Regions from separate parts of the Homo sapiens genome. Here region 2 is linked to region 1. A link is an interaction called in ENCODE POLR2A ChIA-PET data of the cell type or tissue named here. Cell type or tissue: Panc1. All regions are shown on one strand. Links, peaks and the distances in the headings refer to the core of each region. The heading gives the core; the rest is flanking DNA.

The links. Peaks named below come from ENCODE experiments on the same cell type or tissue, not always from the same donor. Only the 100,000 strongest peaks of a DNase experiment are listed, where the experiment ranks them.
Region 2: POLR2A ChIA-PET joins it to region 1 with 14 read pairs; 3 of 35 experiments call an interaction of 5 or more read pairs at or near these places.

Annotation. Positions count from the first base shown.
Region 1 is chr5:180,855,051-180,871,578 of GRCh38, forward strand. It overlaps ZFP62 (ZFP62 zinc finger protein), which reads right to left and starts at 6,226. Exons shown (of 2, transcript NM_001172638.2): 1 at 6,169-6,226. The coding sequence starts at 6,169. LOC124901155 (a long non-coding RNA gene) reads left to right here and starts at 14,724. Exons shown (of 2, transcript XR_007059089.1): 1 at 14,724-14,919; 2 at 15,912-16,316. RefSeq lists enhancers at 5,806-5,885, 6,363-7,269 and a silencer at 5,986-6,435. In Panc1, for the core only: CTCF peaks have their summits at 5,729, 5,932, 9,039 and 9,238; DNase peaks (open chromatin) are centred at 5,881 and 6,311; H3K4me3 peaks cover 1,959 bases; H3K27ac peaks cover 2,078 bases.
Region 2 is chr5:180,647,775-180,664,302 of GRCh38, forward strand. FLT4 (fms related receptor tyrosine kinase 4) reads right to left here and starts at 1,826. Exons shown (of 30, transcript NM_182925.5): 1 at 1,714-1,826. The coding sequence starts at 1,771. In Panc1, for the core only: no CTCF peak of the experiment used is centred there; no DNase peak of the experiment used is centred there; H3K27me3 peaks cover 1,003 bases.

The DNA.
Region 1 (16,528 bases), core at 3,069-11,068:
TCCCAATCCTTAGGAAATATACGCTGAAGTATTTAGGGATAAAGGGCCATGATGTATATAATTACCTACAAATGGTTTAGAAAAATACTTGCATGTATGAAAGAGAGAGCAAGAGGACAAAATGAAGTCAAATGTTAACTGCAGGTAAATCTGAGTGATGGGAATCTTTTTACTGTTCGTATTCTTGAATTTTTTCTGTGCATTTGAAGTTATTACCAAACAAAAAGTTTTTAAAGTATCAGAAAGCAAATTTGTTTCCTCTTCTACACCTTCCCCTCCAGGTACTGCTTTGCCATCCTACTGCCTGTTGTATCTGGAAAAAGTGGTCTTCACATCCCACTCCTCTCATGCCTCATTTCTTCCACGCAGACCACACTGCATTAGCGTCTTCAGGCTGCTGCTTGCCCTCCGCGCTGCTGCCCCTGGATGTTTCTGGCCCCTCCTTCCACCTTGAGACATTCCTCTCCTGGCTCCACATATTCCCCTGGGAGCCCTCATGGCTCCCAGCACTCCCACACACCGTCTCAGGTCCTCATCTCTGCCCAGGATCCCTCTCAATTACAGAGCCTCATATCCACCTTGCCACCCACACTTTTGCCTAAATCAGAAATGGGCTACTTCCCTTGGCCACATCCAAAACAGCCCCTAGGACCGCTGATTCTATTGCCTAAGTAGTTCTGAAGCTCCCACCCCATCCCCCACCTCCTTCTTACTGCTAAGGCCTTAGTTTGAGCCTTCTAAATTCTCTTCTGCATGACTGCCATCGTTTCTAGACCTTCACTCTTATCCCTGCCCAATTCTTTCTCCAACCACTGTGAAGAATTTTTGTAAAATGCACACCTAGTCACTGGGCAGTGCCAAGTTCTCCCAGGCTACTTACTGTGGCACCTAAAGCCTTCTGCACCAGCCGCCTGTGCAACTGTCAACCCTCACTGCCACTCCACTCACTGATTCTCAGCCTGATCTGTCCTCCTTTGTTTCTTTGACAAGTGGATTATTCGTTTTCTTCCTGTCCTCTGGGATTCCATGTTAGACTGGCTGCTGACTGGCCTGGTCTGCCTAAAATCACAGACACTTTGCCACTTACCTCTCTAACCTAGGTGAAGGCCAGGGGCCTCCCTGTTCTGGCTCTGCTTAAACCCCTCTGTTTGGGTTGGGGCGCATGATGTCCCGTCACCTGATGTAGTTCATCCAATCCTCTTCTTGAGTGAAATCAAAATGGATTAACATAAACATGCATCTTCAATGAAAATAGATGGCTTGAAATGAAATCTATGTTAATCAATACTAAGATCCATCAAAAACACAGGCAGAAAAGCACCAAGACAGCACTAGAGTAAATGCTGCTAAAACATAAAGACAATACAAAGAATGTAACACATAAGGATAATTAAGTTATCCTTATAAACAATACTGGAGATGCATTCTAGGGTATCAGTTATTTCTGAGGCTAAGTGTTGCCCAAGGAACTTAAGACTATTGTCTGCATCCTGTTTGTTTTCCAGGCCCCGGGCTATTCCTATCCAAAGACATGGATATGACAAGGCCCTGCCATCAAGGTGCCTGCAGACTAGTAGGAGAGTCTGGTAGGAAAATAACCATATGATAAAAATGACAGAGGCGGCCGGGCATGGTGGTTCACGCCTGTAATCCCAGCACTTTGGGAGGCTGAGGCGGGCAGATCATGAGATCAGGAGATCGAGACCATCCTGGCTAACACCGTGAAACCCCATCTCTACTAAAAATACAAAAAAATGGCCGGGCATGGTGGTGGGCGCCTGTAGCTCCAGCTACTAGGGAGGCTGAGGCAGGAGAATGGCATGAACCTGGGAGGCGAGCCTGCAGTGAGCTGAGATCGTGCCACTGCACTCCAGCCTGGGTGACAGAGCAAGACTATGTCTCAAAAAAAAAAAAAAAAAAAAAAAAAAGCAAATACAGGACATGGAGGGTGGGAAAGGGGGGATGGACTACAGGAATAGCTTCAGGAAGAGAAGAGTGCCAAGGGAAGAGCAGGTACAGAGGAACTGGTGTTCACCCCCCGAAGACATCTGGGGCAGGCAAAGGGAAAATCAGACAGGTAGGCAAAGACAAGGGCTGCAACCATAAGGAGTCCAGACTTGATCCTCGGGAGCTTCGGGCAAAGGAGTAGCAAACTTGGATATGCGTTTTGGAAAAATTACTTATTTTATTAAACTGGAGTTGGCAAACATTTTCTGTAAGAACCAGGTAGCATATATTTTAGGCTTTGTGGGCCACACAGAACTGCTGAGTACTATTTTTGTTTAAGCATTCCTTTAAAAGTGTAAAAATCATTCTTAGTTTGTAGGCCATACAAAAACAGTCCACAAGCCCAGCAGTGTGCCCACCTCTGTTAGATAATATCAAGGAATCAGAGCTAATTTAGGCTGGTATAATAACGGCATTGTGGCTATGTTAGAACTTTTGTTTTTTTTTTGTTGTTTTTTTGAGACTGAGTCTTGCTCTGTTGCCCAGGCTGGAGTGCAATGGCACGTCTCAGCACACTGCAGCCTCCACCACCCAGGTTCAAGCGATTCTCCTGCCTCAGCCTCCCGAGTAGCTGGGATTACAGGTATGTGCCACCATGCTCAGCTAATTTTTATATTTTTAGTAGAGATGGGGTTTTGCCATGTTGGCAGGCCTGTCTCCAACGCCTGACCTCAGGGGATCCACCCGTCTCAGCCTCCCAAAGTGCTGGGATTACAGGCGTGAACCACCGCACCCAGACCTTTTTTTTTTTTTTTTAAATTCAGACTGAAGTCTGCAGTGAAATGGCATGGAATCTGGAATTTAAAATATTTCAATCAGGAAAAACTAAAAAGGGAAAAGTTAAACAGCAGAATCCTGATAATTGCTGAATCCAAGTGATGGGTATATGGAAGTTCATAAGAAAAAAACTTTAGGCCGGGTACAGTGGCTCACGCCTATAAGCCCAGCTCTTTCGGAGGCCGAGGCAGGTGGGTCACCTGAGGTCAGGAGTTTGAGACCAGCCTGGCCAACATGGTGAAACCCCATCTCTACTAAAAAAAAAAAAAAAAATTAGCTGGGCATGGTGGTGGGCACCTGTAATCCCAGCTACTTGGGAGGCTGAAGCAGGAGAATTGCCTGAATCCAGAAGGTGGAGGTTGCAGTAAGCTGAGATTGTGCCATTGCACTTCAGCCTGGGCAAGAAGAGTGAAACTCTGTCTCAAAAAAAAAAAAAAAAAAAAAGAAAAAAAGAAAAGAAAAAAAAGAAAAATATTTTAAAAAGATCAGGCAAGGTGCAGTGGTTCATGCCTGTAATCTCAGCACATTGGGAGGCTGAGGCAGACAGATCACTTGAGGCTAGGAGTTCAAAACCAGCCTGGCCAATGAGGTGAATCCATCTCTACTAAAAATACAAAAATTAGCCAGATGTGGTGGTGCACACCTGTAGTTCCAGCTACTCGACTTGGGAGGCTGAGGCACAAGAATCGCTTGAACCTGGGAGGCAGAGGTTGCAGTGAGCCAAGATAGCGCCATTGCACTCCAGCCTCGGTGACAGAGCGAGACTCTGTCTCAAAAAAAAAGAAAGATCACTCACACTAGTTGCAGTGGGAGAATGGATTGAGGCAAGACAGGACTGAGTCCTGGAGTTCCAGGAGTAAGTCACTATAATCCAATCAAGACTGATTTGGTAGCTAAGTCATGTGTCCCTGATGACACAAGTAAGGAATTACCCCCAAAACACAACTCTTCCATATAAAGACCCAGAAACTCCTGAATTTCTTAAAAGTTCTAAAGGCTGAATGGACAAGCCCTTTCTAACCAGTTTTCAACACGCAGCATGAGTCTAATAGCCTGGTTACATCAGCCAAAAGCGTCAGACATAGAACGCCACCCACTCCTTCCAAACTACATACGACCAACAACCTCTGGGCACTCTTCCGAGCTTCTTGTTCATGCTTTATCGCCAAGGCCTAGAAAAGTGAATGCAAACAGTTAAGAACCGGCCCTACATTCTTGCTGTCTCTGCCTCCGAGACTCAGGAGCCACTTTTCAAGAGCCGAGACAACTCGTTAGAGAGGAGCCGTGGCCTGCTCTGGCCGAAAACCCCTTCCTATTAACAGACTGCAACTAGCCCGGAACGACTTTCAATTTGCAGAGTCCAACCATATTCCACAAGACAATCTACCACCTCAAGGTTCACGCGTGGATTCTACACCTTAAATCCTTGGATACTGTCTTTGATTTGGAGATGAGCAAAGAAAGGAAACAAGACAAGAGAAAGTGACAAAATGCTTACCAACCCAGAACAAAGAGTACCTAGGAGGGGCAAAATGTACAAAGGAAAGATGGGACTAAGGAACAGAGAAGTGATATGCAGATGAGAAGAGAATATGGTTTGTGTTCTAGCTACTGTTGCATTTGTCTTATGAATATTAGGAATGTATATGATTAACGTGAGTTGGTTCTATTGCTTAAATATAGAAATAAGAATGAAAGGTGATTTTTCCTTAAAGTAAAAAACTGAAATAGAACATTCTCATGCCAAGTAGTGGAGAAGAGATTTCTAGTTGTCGTAGGGGAGGAGGTGAGCAAAGGCGATACTAAAAGGGAGGCTGATTTTCTGAATCAAACCCGGCAGGGACTGGCTTGGAGTCATTGACACAATTAGTCTATTAGGCTAGTGTAACACTAAATATAGGGACAAGTCTCAGAAGGGAAGAACTACTTACGTCTTATTTGTTCTTTAAACACTCTACATCAGTGATTTTGATAACGACTTGTCATATGTAACAATCTGCCAATAACTGGTTGAGTTAATGTAAAAAAATAATTTTCTAACGGCTGTTTAGTTTCTTCTGTAAAAATCCCTACCCTAATACACTGTATTGAGTATACCATTGTTTGAAGTAACAACAAATTGGAGACAACCCAAATGCCCCCGAATAGATCTAAAAAAGGACAGAACATCGAAAACATCCAAACAATGGCCCATCCAATACTTACCACAGCTCTGTAAAACAAAACGAAACAAAACACAACTTCTGTGTTCTGACATGTAGAGACCAGTAAGATAAAGTGAAAGAATCAAGGAGTTAGAAGGATTTCTATCACCTGTGTGAAAAAAGGGGGAACTAACTAGTTATATTTGCCAGTATTTGCAGAAATTCGGAAAAGATACAAAGGAACAAAAGTGGTTACCTAAGAGGGTAGGGCCTAGGAAGATACCTAAGCGGGATGGGAAGAAATCTTTCACTGGTAACTTTTTATATTTTTAATATCCCAGCCATATGAATATATTACATATTTCATATTATTATTTTTTTTAAGCCTTGAGCTTTCACAAAGAAATGCTCCTGCTGGCCAACTACTTTAAATGTCTTAGAGCAGCACACCCAGCCCTGGCATTCCCCAGTGATCTTTTCCGTCCCACCCCTGGGTTCCCGCAGGCTGTCCCCTGGGTCTAAGAAACTCTTCGACCTTCCTCTCCCTACCTAGTTAACTCCTTTTCTGCTTGCAGGAACACGCGGCAGGTCGCCTCCTCCCCGGTGCACCCGTCTGTATGCAGGTGCGCTTCCCCAGATGAGGGCTAGGACGCACCTCCGGGGTCTCTATTCACACCTGCAGCGGGAGCTTATCATCATCACTCACCGACCAAAAAAAAAAAAGAAAAAAAGGTGGTGGGGTGGAGCGGAGGGGAAGAAGGTCGAATCAGATCACCCCTAGAGGTCTCTCTGCCCTCGCAATCACTCTCAAGTCCTAGAGTACCAAACTTAACTGCAGAGGGAGCACGAAATGGTGGGTATTTTGAAGCGCTAATTTTTAGGGATCCCCTCCCATCCAAAACAGGGATGAATAGTTGAGGAACACCGGAGCGGGGCCCTGGCCCTTCTCGGAACGTTGAGCAGACCTAACATGACGCTGGTCCGTTCAAACGTCGCAGTTGTGGCCCACACAGAGCCCAGTCTGTTCCAGGGGCGCGCCCTGCACCCCTCTGCCTGCCCGAGGTCTTCCCTCCCCTCCGCTCCCCAGAAACGCACCCACTGAGACATGTGCGGGGAGGGGGCACGCTTACTCCCACATCCCGCCCGAGACCCGCGGAGCAGCCAAGACCCGGCCAAAAAGGGGAGGGCGTGGCAGGCAAGGGCCGGGGGCGGGAGCGCGGGCGGCCGCGGACTCACGTACTGGCTGTGGCGGCGCCGCGGGAACCCGGCCGCCAGCGGGACAAAAGCGCGGACCGCACGGCCGGAAGAACCCGCGCCGGCCCTGGGGCACTTCCGCGCCCTCTCTGGGACGCTGGAGGACTGACTCGATGGTCCGGGCCGACGGCGCCGGCGGGAGGGAGGGAGGGGAGCGCCTCCTCGGCTATTTATTGAGGACCAGCTGCAGGGCGCGCGCTCCAGGCGCGGCCAGGAGGCCGTGGGCGGGGCTTTCTGTTTCCGTGCCCATTAGCTTCTGGGGTAGGCTGGGGGAGGGGCACAGGTAATAAAGTAAATACCTGCCTACCTGGTTCCTGAACACGTGATTCATTGCCAGGTGTGGGTGCGGGGACGTTCCCGGAAGTGGGGGCCTGGCGGGAAATGGGGGAATCCGGGAGGGGCGCAGGACAGCGCTGGGCTGGGGACCCATTGCCTTCTCAGCTGGTTGGGGGCTGGCCCGAGAGCACCAGCCCTTCCTGGTCGTCAGCACCAGAAGCGCCCCCGGTTAGGCACTGGGGATGCGGAGTGGGAGCGCGCCCCTGGAGCCGTCCCTGGGACCGGGCCACGCTCCCACCCGGGGCGCCAGCTTGGCAGCGACCTCGCCCCCTGCCCACCCCACCGCCGGTGTCGGCTTCCAAACCCAGGGCCTAAAATGACTTTGAAGACCTTTTTTTTTTTTTTAAATTAATGTTTGTGGGTACATAGTAGGTGTCCCTATTTGTCGAGTACGTGAGATATCTTGATACAGACAGGAATGCAATGCGTAATAATCATATCAGGGTTAATGGCGTGTCCATCACTTCAAGCATTTATCCTTTGTGTTACAAGCAATCAAATTATATTCTTATTTTTAAATATACAACTAAGTTATTGGCTATAGTCAGCCTTTTTTAAAAACAGCAACATCTAAATATTTTTCATATTAAGTTTAAATAATTGCAAAGGGTATATTTTTGGCATGCTGTTAATATTAAGAACAAAATTGCTTTCAAGTGTATCCAATGGAATCTAAATCCCTGAAGATTTGGTATTATCCACTTTTAACAGTCATAAGTTTTACATCTTTTAGGGTTTTTTTCCTTGAACTTTTATGTCCCTCACCGGCTTTTTATTCTACTGTAAAAATATTTTCATTCTATGTGCCTCATTGAATTTTATCCTAGTGTAAAATAGTTCTATGCATTGTTTTATTGTTTATTGTTTATCCTAGCATATATGTCCGTAACGAAAGTAGATTACATTTTTTCTTAGTGTTATTTTCTGGATTATTAGCAAAATTATATAAATATTTCAAAATGTTTACTGTTAATTCTTAGACAAAAAGTGAAGTGCTTTGGAAGCACAACTTGTAATGAGATGGATTTTGTTTTACAGCTCAAATTATTTATATTATTTGAATGAATTTTACATATTGCTGGGGTGAGCCGGTGTTTGGCATCAGCTCGACGCCTATTTTTCATTTTTATACATGTGGGTGCTGAGACACTGTGTTCACTCAAGTAGAGGGAATGGGCGTTTCATTGTAGCAATAAGACCCTTGACGGCATTTGGGCTTCACGCCACAACCCCACCCACCTCGAAGAACGTCTGGGCGAGTTAGCAGGCAGCAGCGACTCCTAAGGAGGAGCAGAGCCCCAGGCCCAGGTCTGCAGCTTTAGGTGAGAGCCCCAGAGCGAGCAGAGGATTGGGAGTTAGAGCTGCCCCCAAAGGATAGTGAGACACATGCAGCTGTTGAGCACTTGAAATGTGGGTAGTGCTGCTGAGGATCTGAATTTTTAATTACATTTAATGTAAATAGCCACATGTGGCTAATGGCCACCTTATTGGATAGCACAGCTCTAGAAGGAGCTTCAGGTGGTCCTCACAGGCCTCCAGAATTAAAGCTGCCCTTAAAGGTTCATGGTAGGCAAAGACTGGGTTTTTACCTCTAGGCAGCAAGATAGAAAAATATTCATATCTGGGTTGGAACACTTCGCTCAATGAAAGGTGGTGTGTGTGTGGAAGGGATTATGGGAAACCCACATAAATCATCTTGAGTCAGATGCTTTTTATTTTATCTTATTATTTATTTGTTTTGAGACAAGCTCTCACTTTGTTGCCCAGGCTGGAGTCAGGGTGGCATGATTATGGCTCCCTGCAGCCTCGATCTCCCAGGTTCAAGGGATCCTCCCACCACAGCCTCCCAAGTAGCTGGGACTACAAGTGCATGCCACAACAGCCCCACTAATTTTTGTCTTTTTTGTAGAGATGGGGCCTCACTATGTTGCCCAGGCTGGCCTTGAACTGCTGGGCTCAAGTGATCCGTCTGTCTTGGCCTCTGAAAGTGTTAGAATTCAGGCGTGAGCCACCGTGCCTGTCGGATCCTTTTGATTTTAGATGACGGCTTTTCCTCCTTGAGCCTTGTTATATTGCAGGCACCTTTCATTTGGCCTGTGTCTACATAACACACACAGACAACAGACACAGACACAGACACAGACACATGCTTGCCTTTCTAACACTTTTAGAGATATCTACACATCAGAGCTGAGTTCAGTAGGGCAGTCATTATTCACATGTAGCTTATGGTAGTCTGAATTGAGATGTGCTGTAAATGTAAAATCCACACCACATTTCTAAGACTTAGGAAAAGAGAATGTAAACTATCTTATTAATAATTTTTAATGTTGATTACATGCTGAAATAATATTTTGACTATATTGGGGTAGATCAAATACATGGTTGCAATGAATTTTACCTGTTTCTTTTTACTTTAAATGCATCTAGAAGATCAGAAGTCACATACATGGCTCACAGTACATTTCCATTGAACAGCACTGCTCTAGGAGGCCAATAGGTGCAGCAGTGAGGTTGTCTGGGTTTGCTCTTGCTTTGCTGGCTCATCTACCTCCCTTTGGAGTGGTTTAAGTACAAATTAATGTTGAGCTAAGCCCATAGGGCTTAATTCCAACTCTGTGTTTAGCCATTGAATTTGGTCACAGATTTATTTTTGTTTTTTTTAGAGACAGCATCTTGCTCTGTCACCCAGGATGGAGCGCAGTGGTGTGATCACATAGCTCACTGCAACCTCAGTCTCCTGGGCTCAAGCAGTCCTCCTGCTTCAGCCTCCTGAGTAGCTAGGACTATAGGTGTGAACCACTAGATCCAGATTAAATATTTTTTTTTTTTTGTAGATGGAGTCTCACTGTGTCCTCCAGGCTGGAGTACAGTGGCACGACCTCGACTCACTGCAACCTCTGCTTCCCAGGTTCAAGCGATTCTCCTGTCTCAGCCTCCCACGTAGCTGGGATTATAGGCACATGCCACCACACCAGGCTAATTTTTGTATTTTGGTAGAGACAAGATTTCACCATGTTGGCCAGGCTGGTCTCAAACTCCTGACCTCAGGTGATCCGCCCACCTTGGCCTCCCAAAGTGCTGGGATTACAGGCGTGAGCCACTGCTCCCGGCCTCAGATTAATTTTTTAATTTTTTTTGCAGCGGTAGGGTCTTGCTGTGTTGACCAGGCTGGTCTCAAATTCCTGGGCCTCAAGTGATCCTCCCACCTTGGCTTCCAAAAGTACTGAGATTACAGGTGTGAACCACCATGCCCAATGGCAAATTTATTTTAAAATAAAATCTCTCCTCCCACTGTACCATAATATCAGTTCATTATGTTAAATCTGGAAAACAGAAAAATTATTCTTAATTTAGTAAACTAGTTTTTGGTCTTGTTGCCCAGACTGGAATGCAGTGGCACGATCTCAGTTCACTGCAACCTCCCCCTCCCAGGTTCAAGGGATTCTCCTGCCTCAGCCTCCTGAGTAGCTGGGATTACAGGCGCACACCACCATGCCCAGCTAAGTTTTTGTATTTTTAGTAGAGATGGGGTTTCATCATGTTGGCCAGGCTGGTCTCAAACTCCTGACCTTGGGTGACTCACCTACCTCGGCCTCCCAAAGTGCTGGGATTACAGGCGTGAGCCACCGCGCCCGGCCTAAACTTTCCTTTTTTTAAAAAAAATAGAGACAAGGTCTTACTATGTTGCCCAGGCTGGTCTTGAACTACTGAGCTCAAATGATCCCCCTGCCTCAGCCTCCCAAAGTGCTGGGATTACAAGCATGTGCCACCACACCCAGCCCATAATTTAGTAAATTTTCTTACTTAGTAAACTTTAGTAAACTTAGTAAACTTACTTAGTAAACTTAGTAAACTTTTTTCTATCACCAGTTTGTGAGTGTTTTTCAGATAGTGTCATAATCATACTATATCTGTATTTTTATATAGCATTTTTACAAATAATATTATACATTAGCATTTTTCATGTTTTTACTCTCTGTGATATTCCATTAAACTACAGTCTCCTTAACTATTCTGTATAACTCACAGAGGTTTTTTCTAAGTATGTCTTTTTTAAAAAATAAATCAGTGCTGTTTTAGATAGTAGCGTGCAGAACGCTTTCATCGTATTTTCCTTGGAATAATTGACAAGAAGAGGAATCACTGGTTCAATAGACAGACATTTTTAAGAGTCTTAAAATAAGAACAATAGGGAATTAGAAACACTAATAAGCTTAATAGGTAAACACTGGAAACAATCAGAGTAAAGAACTAGACAAGGTTGTTACTCATCAGTACTATTATTTCCCATTGCAGCTGGATTAAACAAAGAAAAAAGAAGTCAGAATATAAACATTGGAAAGCAGAGGTGTAATTGTCTTATTTGCAGATATGATTTCATTTTTGGAAAACTCACAAGAATTAACTTGAAAAAACTAGAAAAAACGAGAATGCTGTAAGGTGTGTTTTCAAAATTAACATATAGAAATCAAGTTTCCTTATATAGAAACTACAGTTGGAATAATGGAAGGAAAGACTACATTTACAATAGAAACAAACAAAAGACCAAATGCCCAGGAATTCATGACTCACGTGCAAGACCCATATGAAGAAAATTTACAGTGCTCCTGGGGACATAGAGGATGAACTAAACTTATGGAAAGATTCTTGGATGTTCCATTCACATGAATGGAAACACTTGACATCAGAACAGTCATTTCTTGTAAAGTATAATTGTCATGATCCTGATAAAAGCTAGCAATAGAATCTCCTTTGGCAACCCACAACTGATTCTAAAGTTCACATGGACAAATTTAACAGACTCTTGCTTGTTTCTAGCTAGAAAATGCCTATAAAAATATGAATGACGCAAGGCACTATTAAGGCACGTTAATAATTAAGCTGGTATAATTCTGAGACATACATATAAAGTCTAGAAATAGACCTAAACAGTCATGGGTATTCGGCATCTGGTAAAGCTAGCATTTCAAACTAGTGGCAAAGACAGAACAGGGACAGCTGGGAAGCATTGGGGAAAAAATGAAGTTGGATTCAAACCACAGCCCTTACACCAGGATGAATGCCAGGTGTATCTAAGACTGAACTGTGAAATGCACACACACCAACCATCCTGGCAGCTGCTCCCACTTCCATAAAATTTTACAAAGAAAAAAAAAAAACTGCAGGAGATTGCTTTGCTCATATTGGACTGAGGGAGGGTTTTTGTTTTCTTTCTTTCCTTTTTACTATAACGCAAAATCCAAAAACTGTAAAAGTAAAGATAGAGCAATTCAAACACATAGAAATAAAATACTTCCGTGTGGCAAAACCACTACAAGAAAAGTAAAAAAATCAAATGACTAACTGGGAAAAAATATTTGCATGTTATATCACAAAGGGCAAATTTCCCTGATACACAGAGCTTCTCCAAAATTGAAAACCTGAACAACCCAGTGGAAAAATGGGCTCACAGGAAAGCTTATACAAATGATTCAAAATAAAAAAGAATGCAAGCCCAAACTACATGGAAATACAATTTTTCTCTTATTAGAATGGCAAAGATCCTGAGTTTGATCCACGCTGTGGTGGTGACAGCATGGTGGGGAAAGCACTCTTCCCCGCTGGTGGGGTGTTGACGGACCTCACCTCCAGGGAAGGCAGCGTGCGGTGTGGATGGACGTGCACGTACTCTTTGCCGCAGCAATTCTCCTCTACGAGTCTACCCTGCTGGTATAGTCACACACTCATGAAATGGTGTGTGAAAAGGTTATTCACAATAGTGTGTCTAAAGTAAAAGATGGAGAAAACCTAAAGGTCCAAACTAAAGACGTGATTACATAAATTATTGTACATTCACGTGTATTAGTTTTCCAGGGCTGCTGTAAGAAAGTACCCCACACAATGTGGCTTAAATAGGAACAAGTTATTGTCTCACAGTTTTGGAGGCTAGATGTCTGAGATCAAGGTGTCAGCAAGTTTGGTTCCTTCTGAGGCTGTGAGGGAGAATCGGTTCCACGTTTTGTACCTAGCTGCTGGTGGTTTGATGGAAATCCTTGGTGTTCCTTTGGACGGAGACCACCACTTCTCCTGTTGTCCTTCCCAGCTTCTCCCCAACCTCCCCTTTTCCCTAGTTTATAAGACAGGAGAAAAGGGAGAAAGCACAGAGTTGGAAAGAAACAGAAGATAGCGAGACGACCTTGGCGCCACCACCTGGCCCTGGTGGTTAAAATAATAATAATAATAATAATAATAATAATAATAATAATAACCCCTGACCAAAACTACTGGTGTTATCTGTAAACTCCAGACATTGTGTGAGAAAGCACTGTAAAACTTTTTGTTCTGTTAGCTGATGTGTGTAGCCCCCAGTCACGTTCCTCACGCTTACTTGATCTATTATGACCCTTTCACGTGAACCCCTTAGAGTTGTAAGCCCTTAAAAGGGCTAGGAATTTCTTTTTCGGGGAGCTCGGCTCTTAAGACGTGAGTCTGCCGATGCTCCCGGCCGAATAAAAACCTCTTCCTTCTTTAATCCGGTGTCTGAGGAGTTTTGTCTGCGACTTGTCCTGCTACACTTGGCTTGTGGACACAGCACCCAGTCTCTGCCTTTACCATCACACACAGCCTTCTCACTGCATGCATGCCTGTGTGCAAATTTCTCCCTTTTTTAAGGAGACCAGTTATATCGGATTAGGGCCCTAAACTACTCACTCCAGCATGACCTCGGCTTAACTAAATACATCTGCAATGACTCTGTTTCCAAATAAGGTCACATTAGGAAGTATCTGGGGTTAGGACTTCAACATACGAATTTTGGGGGAACACAGTTCAACCCATAACAGCATGCAATGTACTACTTTCAGCCATAAAAAAGGAAGAGGGGCCTCTTTATAAAATGGTATGGGAAAATCTCCAAGATGCATGTGAAATAAAGAAATCAATGTGCCAAGCTATGTTATAATTTGCATAAGAAAGGGTGAAATGAATGTGTACATATTTGTGTATGTTCATAAAAATGTTCCTGAAAGTTCACACCAGAAACCACTAACCGGGGCTGTCGGTGAGGAGGCACCTGGGTGGCTGGAAGAGAAGGGTGGGAAGGAGAATTTTCAGTGCATATCGTCTTTATACTCCTGCATTTTGAACCACGAGAATATAGTATTTATTCAAAAATTATATGTAAACATAAATAATCCTAAATTGCATCAGATTGCTAAACTACTACTTCAAGAAGGAGTATTTCAATTTATAAAGTTTCCAACTATAAGTAAAAGCTCTTTACTCACTCACCTCCCCAGGATTGGGTTGTGGCAGGTTTGTTTTTTCTCTAAATTTGTAGGCAGCAAATAGTGTCTGGTTGTTTAATTTTCTTTACCCTTCTATCATGTGTGTCACCCAATTGAGCCATCTCTCCCAGGGACTGCCTGTCCTGTCCTTACATCAAGTCTTTCGGTACCTTTTGTAGAGTTTGTGTCCATTGTGGGAACACATTCTTTATTAAAGAAGTTCACCTTTTGAATTGGCCATCAATTGCTGTTCTCTTTCCTGCTTGCCCTTTAACACCAACAATTTCCTTTCATCCCTCAAGCTTTACATGGATGTGTAAAATCTGTGTGGCAGGTGGCGCTGTTGAGCTGGAAGGGACCGTGGGATGAATCTGGAGAAACCTGTTACCAGAGGCTCTTAAGGGATAACCCACAGTCCCTGGGAAAAGGTCTAGAAGGAGCAAGCAGCCTCCTACTGTTATCATTTCTGGGTCCTGTGGAAAGGGAGATGTCTGTGTCAGGAGTTCTGACTGACACTTACATCTAAAATGATAATCAACAACAGCGAGAAATTTTATGGGGCTTATTTTGTGCCAAGCACTCTTCTAAATGCTTTATATATATAGATACATTGAATCTTCTCAACAGCCCTTTGATGAAGGCACTGTGTGTGTGTGTGTGTGTGTGTGTATATATATATATATATATATATATATATATATATATATATGCACATACATATACCTGTTCTACAGAAGGGGAAACAGAGAGGGAAAGCAAATTGTCCCAGGACACACAGCTGGTAGTTTTGAGGCTGTGATCTTTGACATCTTTGAAATGCTCTGGCCTGGGCACCTGCTGGTTCAAGCCCAGCTGCTTGTTCTCCTCCTGTAGATATATTCATCTCTGGTTGTTGTTCACAAGCCACAGAGTGCCAAGACCAAACAGGAGGCTGTTAGGACACCACCCTTACAAGCCTCTGCCAACTTGGCAGGAGGAGGAAATTTTTGTTTTAAAAGAAAGAGAACTGGATGTCCTCTTGTACACATGGATTAACTCACAGTTTCATAAGACCTTGGGAAAGGAGAAAATCAAAGGAGCTGTCTTTCCCTAATTTGGACGGAGAGTTGGTGAAAAATGGCACCTGCTCCAAGGTATTTTCTTGAATCTGTGTTGGGCTCTGGGTTTCTTATGGGACTGGGCAGTTGTGTAATCTTTGGTCTCTGCTCCCTCATCTGGAATATAGGTAATAATAATACCTACTTCACAGAGTTGTGAAAATTAAATTAGCATATGTAAGGCACTTAGAACATACATATTGATATATTGAATCTTGTCAATAACCCATTGATGACAGCACTGCATACATCCCCATTTTACAGATGGGGGAACAGAGAGGGTAAGAAAACTGTCCCAGGACTCACAGCTGGGCAGTCTTGAGGCTCAGATCTTATGACGCCATACAGTATGCACTATCTGAGTTTTCATGATTGGTGTTGCTGTGGTCACACTCCCGGAGGTACCGTGTCTTCCTGAGGGGAGTGGATCACCTTTCTCTATCTCCCTGGGAAGCGGAAGATGTTGGGGCGGGATCTGAGGACTTGAAAAGTGCAGCCTTAGCTGGGTCAGTGGTTGACCCCTCCCTCTCTCTGGGTCTGGCTGTGTCGGAGTCCAGAGAAACACTGAGGGAGCAGGTCAGGAGCTGGCAGGGAGTGCCCCGTAGGGGCCCCACGGGACTGCCCAGGGTCTGTGGGTGTGGAAGGTAGCCTGTGGCAGGTTATTCTCCGAACAATAGCTCTTCTGAAGCATGATGGTCTGGTTGTGACTGGACTAAGGGAAAATTACAAGAAAGGCTTACGTTCATATCTGCCTGTGTGGTGCGCACCAGGGTCCCGAGTACAAAGCACTGTTACTAAACTGGAGGTGACAGCAGTGTAGACACACACAATCTGGACTGGCCCTGGAGGACACATGGAATACCTCAAAGACCCAGCAATGCTAGAAAAGCGCAATGGTGTAGTCAGCATAGTTAGACGAGGTTGCAGTAACAAATACACCCTCCCTCCCGGTGGCCTAAGACAAGAAGGTTTATTTGTTCTTCACGTAAACTTCATTGTAAGTCAGTTTGCTCTCTTCTGTCTTGCAGCCATAATATCTGGAATGTGTGGCCTTCAGAATTGCCACTGTAGAGAAGAGAAGGCTGGAAGACCCCATGGGATGCTTTAAGGGCTAGGCCCAGAAGTGCAATTACGTCATTTACAACCACCTCTCTTTGGCCAGAACCAGGTCACACAGCTCCGTTCTAACTGCAAAGGAGGCCAGGGCTTAGAAGATCTCGTGGATATTTGGTGAATACTGGCAGTCTTGCCATAGTCAGGAAACTTCAAAAAGGGGAAAAGATGCCCTATGGCCACACTCCACTCTGGCCCACAAGCTGGCATCATCCAATGACGTGGCCGATGTGGCCTCATTTGTTGCGTGGGCTGGCAAAACCCATATTCAGGTTATACAGGAATCCTTCATTAAAGTTTAGAGGTCCTTTCTCCTCCAAGGCCCAGTTCTGTTTTTTTTAAAATTAATTTTAAAATATTTTTCCCTTTGATCTTTTAATTAATGAACTATTACCATATAACAAATTGCCCCCAAAACTCGGTGGCTTAAAACAACAAACATTTATTATTTCACAGTTTATGTGGGCCAGGAATTTGAATGCATATTAACTGAGTGGCTCTGATTCAAGGTCTTTGACGAGGCTGTACTGAA
Region 2 (16,528 bases), core at 3,089-11,088, 210 kb before region 1:
CCTCTCCATGGGGCGCCCAACTAATGCCCTCTCTCCTCTTCATAACTGGGTCACTAAGAGTCACTACTTACTGCAGGGAATAGCTTCCTCACCCTTCACCCCACGTCCCTCTGTGCTCCACCCGGGAGCACCAGGACACTGGCCTCTCCTGGTTCTCCTTATACCTGCAGAATGTTCCCTGGATCCCTGGAAGCCCCCTTGCCCTCTGGGCCCCTCCTCCAGGGTTCCCCTCCCGGGTCTCTCTCTTCCTCTCCAGCTACTCAGCCCAGCTCAGACACTGCGCCCAGGTGCCTGTCCCATGTCTCCTCCAGGATAAGCGTCTCCCATTCTACAGCCCTGCAGTCCAACCAAGGTCTACCAGCCACTCGACAAATACATCCTGAGCACCTGTGGGAGCCTGGTCCTGGGCTGGGTCCAGGAGGGCCAAGGGCAGCGCCCTGATCTGGCCTGCCCGACTCGGAGGCCCAGATAGATGTTCTCCTCCCTCCTCCCCTGGTTGAGCCAGACCTGCCCCCTCTCCTGTCCTCTGCCCTTCAGCCAGTGGACATACAGGTGGTGAGCAAAGGCAGGCTTTGTCAGGCTTACTTTGGGCCTCCTGGGGACCTTGGGGAAGTGACACATGTCCTTGGTCTAAGCTTCTCCATGTGTAAAATGGGTCTGACACTCCCTGTGAGAATTACAAGCATGTAAAGCCAGTATTTAATTCCTATGGCGTGCAGAAATGTTGAGGTCCCCGTCGCTGACTTCAGGGCTTCAGACACTGGAACCCCTGACCCCGCCCTTACACCCTTTGATTTCCAGGGACACCAGCTCCGTGGGGACTCCCAGCTCATCTTCTCAGCTTCCTCCCTGACATCTCCATCCACTCCCTCTGCCGCCCGCTCATCCCCCACAGTCCCTCTTTCCAACCCCTCCGCCTCCGCTTCAGGTCTGCGTCTCTCCCCGCCAGAGCCACATCCCAACACAAACCGAACCCCGCCTCTCCTGTGCAGGGGACCCTCCCGCGGGGGCCTCTGCTCCTCAGCTGGCCTTCGAGGCCCCTGTCCCCTCAAATCCGGGGACCCCTGGCCTTCCGCCCCTTCTGCGGCGCTGACAGCCCGCGATTCGCCTCCTCAAGATTCGTCTCAAGTGCCAGCGTGCACCTGCACCCGTCCGCCTCGGGCGCGCGGTGGTCCCCGGCCCCTGTCCCCGCCGTCGCCGGCCACGGGGAGGGGGAAGCCCGCCTCGAGCGCCCTCTGGGGGACCGACCGCGAGCGGAGGCGCTGGGCGTCGGGAAGTGCGCACCCAAGTCCGGGGCCCGGCCGGGATGGATCTCCGGCGCGCGTGGGTCGGGACGGCGCGGCGCGGGGACCCCGCGGGGAAGCGAGTAAGGGCGCGAAGGATCCGGGCTCAGCGCGCAGCCCGGCAGGGCCCGGCTCCGAGGACGCGGAGCCACCGACGGAGACGCGGATTCAGGGGCCGGGAGAGCTACCCCTGCGCCGAGGCGCGGCCCGGCCGCCCTGGCCCTGACCCGGCTGCGGTCCCCGCCCGCCCCTTCCTCATCCCGAGGTCCCGCGCCCCAAGCGCCGTGCTCCCCTCAGGCGTCCGCGCACCAGGGCCACCGTGTCCCCCGCCCGTACCCGGCGGAGCGGTCTCAGCGCCCGCCCCAGGTGCGCGGTACCCCCTCCCCGGCCAGCCCCACGCTCGGGCGGGTGGCCCGTTCGCCGCGCTCACCGTCCAGGAGTCCCAGGCAGAGCCACAGTCGCAGGCACAGCGCGGCGCCCCGCTGCATCTCCGGCCGCTGCGCGTGGGTCCGACCCGAGCGGCCGCGGCTCGGGGCTGAAAGTGTCCGCGCGGGCGCCGGCTGGCCTGGGGCGGGGCGGGGCGGGGCGGGGGCCGGAGGCGGGCCCGGGATTCAGGCCGCTCCCCGCGCCCCCCTCCCCCCGTCCCTCCCAGCCCGCCGCGGGGCGTCCGGTGCACCCGAGCAGTGCGCGCTCCGCACCACAGGGTCCGGGCCCCCTCCTGGGCGGCTCCGGGCGCGGGGACGCGGGTAACGCAGACGGTCTCGCGATGCGCTCCGGAGGTGATGGAGCCTGGTGGGCAAAGGGGAGCAAAATGCGGCACGCGCTCTTTTCCGTCCTTTCTTTCCATCGGTAAAATCTAGACTAAACAAGAAAGCAATCCTTGTAAAAATAGTATGTTACATCTTTGAAAATAGTGGCACCAGCCGGCGTAACATAGGGAGACCCAGTCTCAAAAATAAACAAGCAAATAAATAAAATAATACGCCGAGCTTGGTTGTGCGCGCCTGTAATCCCAGCTTCTCGGGGGGGCTGAGGCAGGAGAATCGCTTGAACCCGGGAGAAGGAGGTTGCAGTGAGCCGAGATCGCGCCACTGCACTCCAGTCTGGGAGCCAAAAAAAAAAAAAAAAAAGCAAAAACAAAACCCGTTCAGCAGTGTTTACCTGCACAGTGTCGACGGACAGTGTCGACGGAAGCCGCACCCGTGAGCGGGACACCCGGGATGACCGACCCCCTCCCTGCAGGCCTGGCCTCCTAGCTTTAGAACTCCCCCAGATGTTTTGTTCTCAGCTCAATCAGGACCCGCCCCCACCTTTTTAATAAAGCGACACTTTGCTTTTGCTTTCTGACTTGGCAACCCTCTTACAGACTTCCGTTCTCTTTTCAGTTTGTCTCTAGAATTTTCCTGTTTAATAATGAAGCCCATGACCATGACTGTCTCAACCTCCTTCCCTGCTTTTCGTTTCATTCACATTTTCCATCCCCCCACCCCCGCCCCCCAAAGCCCTTTCATCCTCGCCAAAAAGCAAGAGTAGATTTTCAATAACCACTACCAGCTCTCTCCAATCCAGGTAAGAAGTGGCTATATTATTAAGCTGGAATCACAAATCAGTGCGGATAGTGTAGATAATTTAACAAATAAGGTTGGGGAAACTAGGTAACCAAGCGATACATGAAGTTAGGTATTTATCAATCATATATTGATTTTTTTTAGCTTTGAAAGATTATGAGATGTAACACACTTATGGAAAGTACATAATATATCAGCATATTATAAACCTGAATTTTAAAGCAACAAATACCTGTGTTTCCATTCTCCAGGCCAAGGGATGTAGAATGACATCCCCACATCCCCTCACTTCCCATCACAAACCCCTCACCAACCCCAGAAGATGCCCACTACCCTGGCATTATCATTTCCCTGCTTTTGTTTATCATTTTATCATCAAAATATATGTTTTGCTTTTTTTTTCAGAATGTACTTTTTTTTTTTTTTCTCAAAGTCTCTCTTTTGTTGCCCAGGCTGGAGTGCAGTGGGACGATCTCACTGCACTGCAATGCAACCTCTGCCTCCTGGGGTCAAGCAATTCTCCCGCCTCAGCCTCCTGAGTAGCTGTGATTCCAGGCACCCGGCACCATGCCCGGCTAATTTTTGTATTTTTAGTAGAGATGGGGGTTTAACCATGTTGACCAGGCTGGTCTCAAACTCCTGACTTCCTGATCTGCCAACCTCAGCCTCCCAAAGTGCTGGGATTATAGGCATGAGCCACTGTGCCCCGCCCAGAATATACTTGTTTTTTTTTTGTTGTTGTTGTTGTTTTAGACAGGGTCTCACTTTGTCACCCAGGCTGGAGTGCAGTGACATGATATCTGCTCACCGCAGCCTCAGCACCCCCCGGGCTCAAATGATCCTCCCACCTCAGCCTCCCAAGTAGCTGGGACCACAGATGTGCGCCACCACACCCAGTGACTTTTTTGCATAGCTGGGTTTTCGCCACGTTGCCCAAGCTGGTCTTGAACTCCTGGGCTCAAGTGATCCACCTGCCTCAGCCTCCCAGAATGCTGGGATGACAGGGATGAGCCGCCGCATCCAGCCAGAATGTGCTTTTAAAATTTTAAAGTATACTTAGAGGACATAAGTGCAGATTTCTTAATTCATATATTGTGTACAGGTGAAGTCTGGGCTTTTAGTGTACGCGTCACCTGTACAGTGGACACTCTACCCAAAAGGTGATTTTTCAGTCCTTACCTCTTGCCCTCCCTCCCTGCTTTTGGAGTCTCCAGTGTCTATTACTCCTCTCTGTGTGTTTGTGTCCCTACAGTTTAGCTCACATTTTGCTTGTTGTTTTTTTTTTCCACTTTATCTCAGTGCCTTCATACCATTTATATTCTTTTGCTCAACACCATTAGTGAGATTCATCTATATTGCTGTGATGATCTATACTTTGCTCATTTTCGTAACTGCATAGTTTTCCACAGTAGGATACACCACAATTTGTCCATCTACTATTAATGGAAGTTTGAGTGGTTACCAGTTTCCAACTTTTGCCACAACACTCTTGTATGTGTTTCCTGGTGTACACATGCTGTCTTCAACTTTGGTAGCCAGTGCCAAGTATTTTTTCAAGTGATTTGTACCATTTTGCATGATCATGGCAGCGTAAGCAGTTACCGCTGCCGCACACCTTTACCCACAGTATTGTCAGTTTTGGTTTTTAAAATGTGGCCATTCTAGTTGGTTTGCATTGGCATCTCATTGCGGTTTCATTAGCTATTTTTTTTTTTTTTTTTTTTTTTTGAGACAGAGCCTTGCTCTGTTCCCAGGCTGGAGTGCAATGGCGCGATCCTGGCTCGCTGCAACTTCCACCTCCCAGGTTCAAGCAATTCTCCTGCCTCAGCCCCTGGAGAAGCTGGGATTACAGGCATACGCCACCATGCCCAGCTAATTTTTGTATTTTTAGTGGAGACGGGATTTCACCATGTTAGCCATGCTGGCCTCAAACTCCTGACCTCGGGTAATCCACCCGCCTCAGTCACCCGAAGTGCTGGGATTAACGGAGGTGAGCCACCATGCCTGATCTATTAGCTTTTCCTTAATTACCATTGCGGTTGAGCACATTTTTATAATTGGCCATTTAGATTTCAAGTCTTTTGCTCTTTACGACTCCCCATCTGTCTTTTTCTTATTGATTTGTAGTTCTTTATATATTCTGCATATGAGTCTTTTATCAGTTCCTTTATTATTGCTGTATAATGAAGTACTCCAAGATGTTGTGGGGCAAAGCAGCAGCTATTTCGTTTTGCTCATGCTTTTGAGAGTCAGGAATTTGACAAGGGCTTACTTAGCTGGGTTGGATGCCTGGTGGTCGGTGCTGGCTGTTGTCCAGAAGCTCAGCTGGGGCTGCCAACCAGTGCGCCCATTCGGTGTCTTTCCAGCATGACAATCCCACATTAGTTGAAGTTCTTGTGTAGCAGGTGGCTTCCCCAGAGTGACTATCCAAGAGAACTAGGTGGAAACTAGATAGTCTCGAAGAAGTCACAGCCTGCCTAGGGGACATGTTCCCCACAATTATTAGAGAGAGGCAAGGTCACATGCAGAAGAGCATGTGGGATGGCAGACACTGCCAAGGCCATCTGTGGAAAAGGAACTTGGGTACATTGTGCTACACATCTCCTCTCATTCGGGGTCTGAATTTTCACTTCCGTAATGCTCTCTTTTTGGGAGGCAGGATGAAGACAGAAGATTTTCATTTTAACACAGCACGCTTACAAATTGGTTTCCTTATGGCTGGTGTTACTTGTGTTATCTCATTATTTTATTACTATTATTTTTTGTTTGCGATGGAGCCGTGCTCTGTTGCCCAGGCTGGAGTGCAGTGGCAAGATCTCGGTTCACTGCAACCTCCGCCTCCCGGGTTCAAGCGATTCTCCTGCCTCAGCCTCCCGAGTAGCTGGGACTACATGCGTGTGCCACCATGCCTGGCTAAATTTTGTATTTTTAGTAGAGATGGGGTTTCGTCATGTTGGCCAGGCTGGTCATGAACTCTTGACCTCAGGTGATCCGCCCACCTCGGCCTCCCAAAGTGCTGGGATTACAGGCGTGAGCCACTGCGCCCGGCCTTGTGTTCTTTTAAAGAAACCTTTATCTTGATGTCATGAAGATATTTACTATTTTTTATCACTTATAAATTTTAATGTTTTATTTTCTCTTTCATATTTAGACCTGCGGGCCCTGGAATTGCCTTCTCTGTGTAGCGTAAAGTAGGTGCATGTGTCGAGTTTCTGTCTTTCACCCCGTAAAGATATCTTGCTACTGGCCGGGCGCTGTGGCTCACGCCTGTAATCCCAGCACTCTGGGAGGCCGAGGTGGGCAGATCACGAGGTCAGGAGATCGAGACCATCCTAGCGAACATGGTGAAACCCCGTCTCTACCAAAAAATACAAAAAAGTTAGCTAGGTGTGGTGGCGGAGGCCTGTAGTCCCAGCTACTCGGGAGGCTGAGGCAGGAGGATGGCGTGAACCTGGGAGGCGGAGCTTGCAGTGAGCAGAGATTGCACCACTGCACTCCAGCCTGGGTCACGGAGTGAGAGTCCGTCTCAAAAAAAAAAAAAAAAAAGGTATCTTGCTATCTCATGACCATGATGAGAAGGTCATGCTTTCTACACTTTTCTCTAGCTCCCCCTCAGTCATACATTAACGATCTACACGGAATGGTTCATTTTCTCAGCTTTGTCTATTTTTGTACTGATACTGTCACCAAAACATCACAGGTTCCGTCTAGGTCCGGCCGCCCACCATACAGAAAGCCAATGACAGAGGAGACAAGTATTGTCAAGGAGGAACGTTTTAATCAGGTGCTGTGGCTGACAAATCCATCTCCCTGACCAACTAAAACCAGGGCTTTACATAGCAAGGAAGAAATGAAACAATGTGTAACAAAACAAAAACTAAGGAGGGGCAAGGAAGCAGTCATGATGAATGAACGGTCCAGCATCATTGTCTGGATGTGGAGATCTGGCGATTCTCAGTTCTTTGATACTTTATTTTTTTATTTTTTTAGAGGACTGAAGGTTGTTTCCTGAGGAAGGAACTCAGCTAAAACAAACTTAAGGTTCAAGCTTTAAGACCAGAAGCGTCCATTTCTACATTTATCCAAAAAAACTATCTATGGGACTATTGAGTCGGTTTCAATAGTACCATATCTTCATTATCTTAGTTATATAAAAATCTACATATCTGGAAGCGTAAGTCCTTCCAACCTGTTCCTCAAAAGTGACTTTGGAATTTTTCACAAGTTGAATTTTCATTTAAATTTTAGACTTATTTTTAATCAGCTTCCACACATACATGATATGCTGGGATTTTGATTAGAGTTACAATTAGCCTATGACCAATTTGGGGCAAACCAACTTTCTTTTAATCCATAAACATGGAATATCTCTTCGTTTTTATTTTTAATATATATGATGGTTAATATTGAGTGTCAACTTGATTGGATTGAAGGATGCAAAGTATTGTTCCTGGGCGTGTCTGAGGGTGTTGCCAAAGGAGATGAACATTTGAGTCAGTGGGCTGGGAGAGGCAGACCCACCCTCAGTCTGGGTGAGCACCATCTAATCAACTGCCAGCACGGCTAGAACAAAGCAGGCAGAAGAACGTGGAAGGACTGAAAGAATGTACTTTTTTTTTTGAGACAGAGTTTCGCTCTTGTTGCCCAGGCTGGAGTGCAGTGGCGCGATCTTGGTTCACCGCAACCTCTGCCTCCCGGGTTCAAGTGATTCTCCTGCCTCAGCCTCGTGAGTAGCTGGGATCACAGGCACGCACCACCACACCCGGCTAATTTTGTATTTTTCATAAAGATGGGGTTTCTCCATGTTGGTCAGGCTGGTCTCGAACTCCCGACCTCAGGTGATTCGCCCGCCTTGGCCTCCCAAATTGCTGGGATTACAGGCGTGAGCCACTGCGCCCAGCCTCGTCTGTATTTCTTAAATTAGTCTAGCTAATGGTTTGTCAGTTTCATTTATCTTGTCAAAAGAAAACTTTGTTTCGTTGATCTTTTAAAAAATTGTCTCTATTTTGTTTATTTTTGCTCTGATCTTTATTATGTCTTTCCTTTTTACTAATTTTGGGTCTGGTTTGCTCTTGTTTTTTTGAGGTGTACTTTTAGGTTGTTTATTTGAAATTTTTCTATTTTTTTGATGTAGGAGCTTATTGTTATAAACTTCCCTCTTAGTACTGCTTTTGCGGCAACCTTAGGTTTTGGTGTGTTTCAGTAAAATTTTAAATTACCCTCTTAATTTCTCCTTTGACCATTCAGGAACACGTCTAATTTCCACATATTTGTACAGTTTCCAAAATTCTCTTCTTACTGATTTTCTAGTTTTATTCCAGTGTGGTCAGCAAAGATACTTGATCTGATTTCAATTTGCTAGAATTTGTTGACACTTGTTTTGTGGCCTAAGATATGGTGTATCCTGGAGAATATTCTATGGGCTGATAAGAAGAATGTGTATTCGGTGAAACCCCGTCTCTACTAAAAATACAAAAAAAAAAAAAAAAAAATAGGGCGTGGTGGCAGGCGCCTGTAGTCCCAGCTACTCAGGAGGCTGAGGCAGGAGAATTGCTTGAACCCAGGAGGCAGAGCTTGCACTGAGCTGAGATCGCGCCACTGCACTCCAGTCTGGGCGACAAAGCGAGACTCTGTCTCAAAAAAAAAAAAAAAAAAAAAAAAGAATATGTATTCTGGCCAGAGGCGGTGGCTCATGTCTGTAATCCCAGCACTTTGGGAGGTTGAGGCGGGCGGATCATGAGGTCAGGAGTTCGAGACCAGCCTGGCCAACATGATGAAACCCCGTTTCTACTAAAGATACAAAAAATTAGCTGGGCGTGATGGCATGTGCCTGTAATCCCAGCTACTCAGGAGGCTGAGGCAAGAGAATTGCTTGAACCTGGGAGGCCACTGCACTCCAGCCTGGGCAACAGAGCGAGACTCTGTCTCAAAAAAAAAAAAAAAGTGTATTCTGCAGCTGTTGGATGAAACGTTCTGTAATATCAGTTATGTCCATTTGGTCTAGAGTATAGATTTAACTCCAGTGTTCTTTACTGATTTTCTCTTGGGATCGTCTGCCCACTGCTGGAAGTGGGGTGTTGAAGTCCCCTATTATCATCGGATTGCAGTCTGTTTCTCCCTTTAGATCTATTAATATTTGCTTTCTACATTTGAGTGCTCTGGTATTGGGTACATTTATATTTGTAATTGTGATATCCTTTTTCTGAATGGACTCCTTTGTCATAATATAATGACCTTGCTTGTATCTTTTTACACTTTCTGACTTCAAGTCTATTTTGTCTGATATAAGTATAGCTACTCTTCTTCTCTTTTAGTTTCCATTTGCATAGAATATCTTTTTCTACCCCTTCACTTTCGGTCTACCTGTGTCCTTACAGCTGAGCTGAGGCAGCATAGAATTGAGTCTTGCCTTTTTATTTATTCAGCCCCTCTACGTCTTTGAGATAATTTAATCCATTTATATTTTAGGTCGTTATTGATAGGCCTGTACTTACTCCTGCCATTTTGTTAAATTGTTTTCTAGTTGTTTTGTAGAGCTTCTGTTTTCCTCCTCTGTGGTTTGATGGCTTTGTACTCCGGTATGGTTTGGTTCTTTTCTTTTTATCTTTTGTGCATCTATTACAGGCTTTTGCTTTGTGATTACCCTGAGGCTTACATAAAACATCTTATAACAAGTTAATTTAAGATGGTAATAGCTTAATTTTGATCTCATACAGAAACTCTCCATTTTTACTCTTCCTCCTCCCAGGTTTTATGGTTTTGATGCTGCGCTTAATGTCTTTTAATAAAATGTATCCTTTAGCAATTATTGTAGCTTTATTTATTTATATTATTTTATTTTTGAGACGGAGTCTCACTTTGTGGCCTAGGCTGGGATGCAGCGGTGCAATGTCGGCTCACTGCAACCTCTGCCTCCCGGGTTCAAGCGATTCTCCTGCCTCAGCTTCCTGAGTAGCTGGGATTACAAGCACACACACCACCACACCCGGCTAATTTTTGTATTTTTAGTAGAGACCGGGTTTCGCCATGTTGGTCAGGCTGGTCTCAAACTCCTGACCTCGTGATCCGCCCTCCTCAGCCTTCCAGATTGCTGGGATTACATGCGTGAGCCACCGCTCCAGGCCTATTTATTTATTTATTTTTAGATGGAGTGGCAGATCTTGGCTCACCACAACCTCTGCCTCCCGGGTTCAAGTGATTCTCCTGCCTCAGCCTCCTGAGTAGCTGGGACTAGAGGCGCACATGCCACCAAGCCCCGCCAATTTTTGTATTTTTAGTAGAGACGGGGTTTCACTATGTTGGCCAGCCTGGTCTTGAACTCCTGACCTGGTGATCTGCCCGCCTCGGCCTCCCAAAGTGCTGGGATTACAGGCGTGAGCCACTGCGCCCGGCCTTAGTTATTTTTTAATAGATTTGACATTTGACCTTTCTTTTCTTTTTCACTGACAGGATCTTGCTCTGTCCCCCAGGCTGGAGTGATTAGTGATGTCCAGGATCTTTTTCATATGCTTGTTGGCTGTATGTCTTCTTTTGAAGTGTCTTTTCATGTCCTTTGCCCACTTTTAAATGGGGTTGTTTGTTTTTTGCTTCTTAATTTAAGTTTCTATTTCTTATTTTAAAAATTGTGGTAAAATACTCATAAAATTTACCATCTTAACCGTTTTTAGGTATACAACTCAGCGGCATGAAGTATGATCACATTGTTGTGCCGACGTCACCCCCATCCGTGTCTTCAGAGCTCTTTCCATCTTGCAAAATTGAAACTCTATACCCATTAAAAATAACTCTAGGCCATGTGGAGAGGCGTGTGCTGCGCGCGCCGGACAGCGGGACAGAGGGACAGAGGGACAGCGGGACAGAGGGACAGAGGGACAGAGGGACAGCGGGACAGAGGGACAGAGGGACAGCGGGACAGAGGGACAGAGGGACAGAGGGACAGAGGGACAGCGGGACAGAGGGACAGAGGGACAGCGGGACAGAGGGACAGCGGGACAGAGGGACAGAGGGACAGAGGGACAGAGGGACAGCGGGACAGAGGGACAGCGGGACAGAGGGACAGAGGGACAGCGGGACAGAGGGACAGAGGGACAGCGGGACAGAGGGACAGAGGGACAGAGGGACAGAGGGACAGAGGGACAGCGGGACAGAGGGACAGCGGGACAGAGGGACAGAGGGACAGAGGCCCAGCCCGGGAAGCCGCGCGGCTCCTTCCCCGCGCCCTGCCTGCCGCTCCGCAGGGGGGTGGCCTCGTCCGTGCGCACAGCTCACCTGTCTGTGGTTTTTTCTAGGACTGCCCGCCGCCTCCGTCCTGCACTTGATTCCTCTCGCCTTATTGCTGGACGGTGGTGGAAGGGCAAGAAGCAACCGAGGACGCCTCTGGGTGTTCTGTTTCTGTTTCCTTCTCGCAGCTTGGGAAGTGGAGGGCGTGGGATGGAAAAGAACCGGGACCTCCCTCCTCCTCTCCACCTTCTTATACTAAGGAGCCTGCTCTGCCTGCGGTAAGCCCCTAATTTCCCTTCCTCCTTTCCCTCTATCGCAGTCCTCGCCCACCCCGCGTCCCCGCCGCCACCCCCCACCCCGCGTCCCCGCCGCCACCCCCCACCCCCCAGTCCCCACCTCTCCGCCTCCCCCGCCCGCCGCCTTCCCGCCAAGCCAGGGGAGACAGTGAGCCCCGGCTTGTAAAGAAAAGTAAAATGGGCTGGGCGCGGTGGCTCACAACGTGAGGCCCAGGCGAGAGGATCGCTTGAGCCCAGAAGTTCGAGACCAGCCCGGGGAACATGGCGAAACTCAGTCTCTACAAAAAAATTAGGCAAGCGTGGTGACGCACACCTGTAATCCCAGCTATTAGGGAGGCTGAGGTGGGAGGATCACCTGAACCCGGGGGGCAGAGGTTGCAGTGAGCCGAGAGATCGTGCCACCGCACTCCAGCCTGGGCGACAGAGTGAGACTCTCAAAAACAAACAAACAAAACAATTAGCAGCTCTGCTACACACCAACATTAACCAGCCTGACAATCAAATCAAGACAACCCCTTTTACACTAGCTGCAAAAATAAAACAAAATGCTTAAGAATATACCTAAGCAAGGAGGTGAAAGATCTCTACACAAGGAAAACTGCAAAACACTGCTGAAAGAAATCATTAGACGACACAAATGGAAGCACATCCCATGCTCGTGGATGGGTAGAATGAATATTGTGAAAATAACCATACTGCTAAAAGCAATCTACAAATTCAGTACAACTCCCATCAAAACTCCACCATCATTCCTCACACAACTAGAAAAAAACCCCTAAAATTAATACGGAGCCAAAAAAGAGCCTGCGTAGCCAAAGCGTGTTCTGTTTTTAAAGGTTTATTTTGTAGAGACAGGGTCTTCCTATGTTGCCCAGGATGGTCTTGAACTCCTGGGCTCAAGTGATCCTCCTGCGTTGTCCTCCCAAAGTGCTGGGATTACAGGCATGAACCGCTGTGCCTGGTCATGTTGAACTATCCTTACAATCCAGCAATAAATCTTACGTGGTCATGATGTATAGTCTCTTTAATATGCTGCTGAATTCAGTTTGCCAGTATTTTCTTGAGTTTTTTTTTTTTTTTTTTTTTTGAGACAGAGTATTGCTCTGTCCCCCAGGCTGGAGTGCAGTGGTGCGATCCTGGCTCACTGCAACCTCCCCCTCCCGGGTTCAAGCGATTTTCTTGCCTCAGCCTCCAAAGTAGTTGGGACTACAGGTATGTTCACCACGCCCAGCTAATTTTTGTATTTTTAGTAGAGAGGGGTTTCACCATGCTGGCCAGGCGGGTCTTGAACTCCTGACCTCAAGTGATCCACCCCCCCGGGCCTCCCAAAGTGCTGGGATTATAGGTGTGAGCTGCCGTGCCTGGCCTGTTGAGGATTTTTACATCAATGTTTGTAAGGGATGTTGGTTTGCAGTTTTCTTGAAGTGTCTTTGGCTTTGGTATAGGTCATGCTGGCCTCGTAGAATGTGTTAGGAAGTGTTTCTTCTACTATTTCCTGGGAAAGTTGGAATAGGATTGGTATTAATTCTTCTGTAAATGTTTGGTAGTATTCAGTGGCAAAGCCATCAGGCCTAGAACTTTTCTTTGTTGGGAGATTTTCTATTGCTGTTTCAATTTTCTTACTATAGGTCTGTTCAGATTTTCTATTTCTTCATGGTTTAGTCTTGGTTGATTTTGTGTTTCTAGGAATTTGTCCATTTCATCTGTGTTATCCAATTTGTGGCTGTACAATTACTTATGTTGCTTTTGTATAATCCTTTTTATTTCTGTAAAATTGGTACTAATGGCCTCACTTTCATTTCTGATTTTAGTAATTTAATTCTTCTCCCTTTTTTCCTTAGCCCATCCAGCTAAAGTGTGTGATTTTGTTGATAATTTTGAAGAACTAATTTTTGGTTTTGTTGATGTTCTCTGTGATTTTTCTATTCTCTATTTTATTTATCTCATCTTTAATCTTCTGCTAGCTTTGATTTTAGTTTGTCCTTTTCCTGCTTATTTAAATTATCACGTTAAGTTGTTGATTTGAGGTTTAAAAAATCTAAATGTTTATAGCTATAAACTTTCCCTCTTAGCATTGTTTTTGCTCCATCCATAAGTTTTGGTATGTTGTGTTTTGTTTTCCTTTGTGTCTAAGTATTTCCTAACTTCCCTTGCAATTTCTTCTTTGATCCATTCATCGTTTAAAAGTGTGTAATTTCCAAAAATTTGTGAATTTTCCAGTTTTCCTTCTGTTATTGATTACTAACTACATCCTGTTCTGGTTGGAGAAGATATTTTGTATGATATCTTTTAAAATATTTTGAGACTTAATTTGTATCCTAACATATGTTGTATCCTGGAAAATGTCCCATGTACCCCTGAGAAGAATGTATATTCTGCTGTGATTGGGTAGATTGCTCTGTATATGCCTGTTAGATCTACTTGGTTTGCTGTGTTTTAAAGTTCTCTATTTCCTTATTTATCTTCTGTCTGGTTGATCTGTTTATTAATGTGAGTAGGGTATTGAATTCTGCAAGTATTATTGTAAACTGTCCACTTCTCCCTTCAGTTCTGCCGACGTTTGCTTCTTCATATATTTTGGGACTCAGTTATTAGGTATATATATTTGTAACTGTTATATATTCCTGATGTACTTACTCTTTTTTTTTTTTTTTTTTTTTTTTTGAGACAGGGTCTGATTCTGTCACCCAGACTGGAGAGCAGTGATGCACTCATGGCTCATTGCAGCCTCGACCTCCCAGGTGCAAGTGATCCTTCGTCCTCAGCACCCCCCAGTAGCTGGGACTACAGGTGTGCACCACGATCTCCAGCTAATTTTTTTTTTTTTTGTATTTTTTGTAGAGACACGGTTTCGCCATGTTGCCCAAGATGGTCTTGAACTCCTGGGCTCAAGTGATTCTCCTGCTTTGGTCTCCCAAATTGTTGAAATTGCAGGCATGAGCTACCATGCCCAGTCACATTTATTGTTATTATTATTATTATTATTCTAATCAACATCTAATGTCCTTTGTTGTCTCTTCTAACAATTTTTGGCTCAAAGTTTATTTTGTTTGATATCACTATAGCCACACGGGCAATCTTTTGGTTACTGTTTCTGTGGAATATCCTGTTCCATCTTTTCACTTTCAAATTTGTATCTTTGGATCTAAAATGAGTGTCTTGTAGACAGCATATAATTGGATCATGTTTTTACCCTTTCAATCTCTTGATTGTAGCATTTAATCTATTTACACTTAATTACTGATAAAGAGGGACTTACTTCTGTCATTTAAAAATTTTGTTTACCAGGAGCAGTGGCTCACACCTGTAATCCCAGCACTTTGGGAGGCTGAGGCAAGTGGATCACATGGTCAGGAGTTCAAGACCAGCCTGACCAACATAGTGAAACTCCGTCTCTACTAAAAATACAAAAAAAATTAGCTGGGCATGGTGTTGGGCGCTTGTAGTCCCAGCTACCTGGGAGGCTGAGGCAAGAGAATCTCTTGAACCTGGGAGGTGGAGGTTGCAGTGAGCCAAGTTTGTGCCACTGCACTCCAGCCTGGGTGACAGAGAGACTCTGTCTCAAAAAAAAAAAAAAAAAAAAATGTAGGCCGGGCACGGTAGCTCATGCCTGTAATCCCAGCACTTTGGGAGGCCGAAGCAAGTGGATCACCTGAGGTCAGAAGTTCAAGACCAGCCTGGTCAACATAGTGAAAACCGTCTCTAGTAAATTTTTCTTCTCAGTCATTGTGCATTTCAGTTCCAGAATTCTGGGGGGCTCTTTTTAGGTTTTCTATTTCCTTATTGACATTTCCATTTTGTTCTTTTTCTTTTTTTGAGACAGAGTCTCGCTCTGTCACCCAGGCTGGAGTGCAGTGGCGCAATCTCGACTCACTGAAAGCTCCGCCTACCAGGTTCACGCCATTCTCCTGCCTCAGCCTCCTGAGTAGCTGGGACTACAGGTGCCCGCCACCACGGCCAGCTAATTTTTTGTATTTTTTTGGTAGAGACGGGATCTTCTGACCTCGTGATCCACCCGCGTTGGCCTCCCAAGGTGCTAGGATTACAAGTGTGAGCCACCGCGCCTGGGCCTCCATTTAGTTCTTACATCTTCTTGACTTTCTCCACAGATTTTTTTTTTTTTTGAGGCAGAATCTCACCCTGTTCCCCAGGCTGGAGTGCAATGGCACGATCTTGGCTCACTGCAACCTCTGCCTCCTAGGTTCAAGCGATTCTCCTGCCTCAGCCTCCTGAGTAGCTGGGACTACAGGCGAGTGTGCCACCACGCCCAGCTAATTTTTGTATTTTTAGTAGAGATGGGGTTTCACCATGTTGGTCAGGCTGGTCTCGAACTCCTGACCTCAGGTGATCCACCCGCCTCAGCCTCCCAAAGTGCTGGGATTACAGGCGTGAGCCACTGCACCCGGCCTCTCCACAGATTCTTTTTGTTCTTTGAAAACACACACACACACACACACACACACACATACACATATATATTTTTTTGAGACAGAGTCTCACTCTGTCACCCAGGCTGGAGTGCAGTGGCCCGGTCTTGGCTCACTGCAACCTCTGCCCTCTGAGTTCAAGCAATTCTCCTGCCTCAGCCTCCTGAGTAGCTGGGATTACAGGTGCCTGCCACCGTGCCCGGCTAATTTTTTGTATTTTTAGTAGAGACGGGGTTTCACCATCTTGGCCAGGCTGATCTTGAACTCATGACCTCATGATCCACCTGCCTTGGCCTCCCAAAGTGCTGGGATTACAGGCATGAGCCACCATGCCTGGCCTCTTTGAACATATTTTAGACAGTTGGTATGAAGTCTTTGTGTAGTGGATCCTCTCCCAGCTCTTTTGCAGGGATGGTTCCTGTTGGTCTATTTTTTATTTTGAATGGGCCATACTTTACTGTTTCTTTGTATACTCTTGTTGGTTTTGTTTTTTTTTTTTTGGTCAAAAACTGGACATTTGAATCTAACACTTTAGTGACTCTGAAAATCAGAATTTCCCCTTTCTCCAGGGTTTGCTGTTTTTTGCTTTTGTATTTGTTTGTGTTTTGCTTTTTTGTTTTTTTGGAATTGTTGTAGACTGTCTTGGAGCTAAGGACCAGCTTGAGGTGTAACCTTAAGGTCTTCTCAGGCCTTTTCTGAAACTACGCCTTCCCCTGGGCATGCTTGGTAGCTTT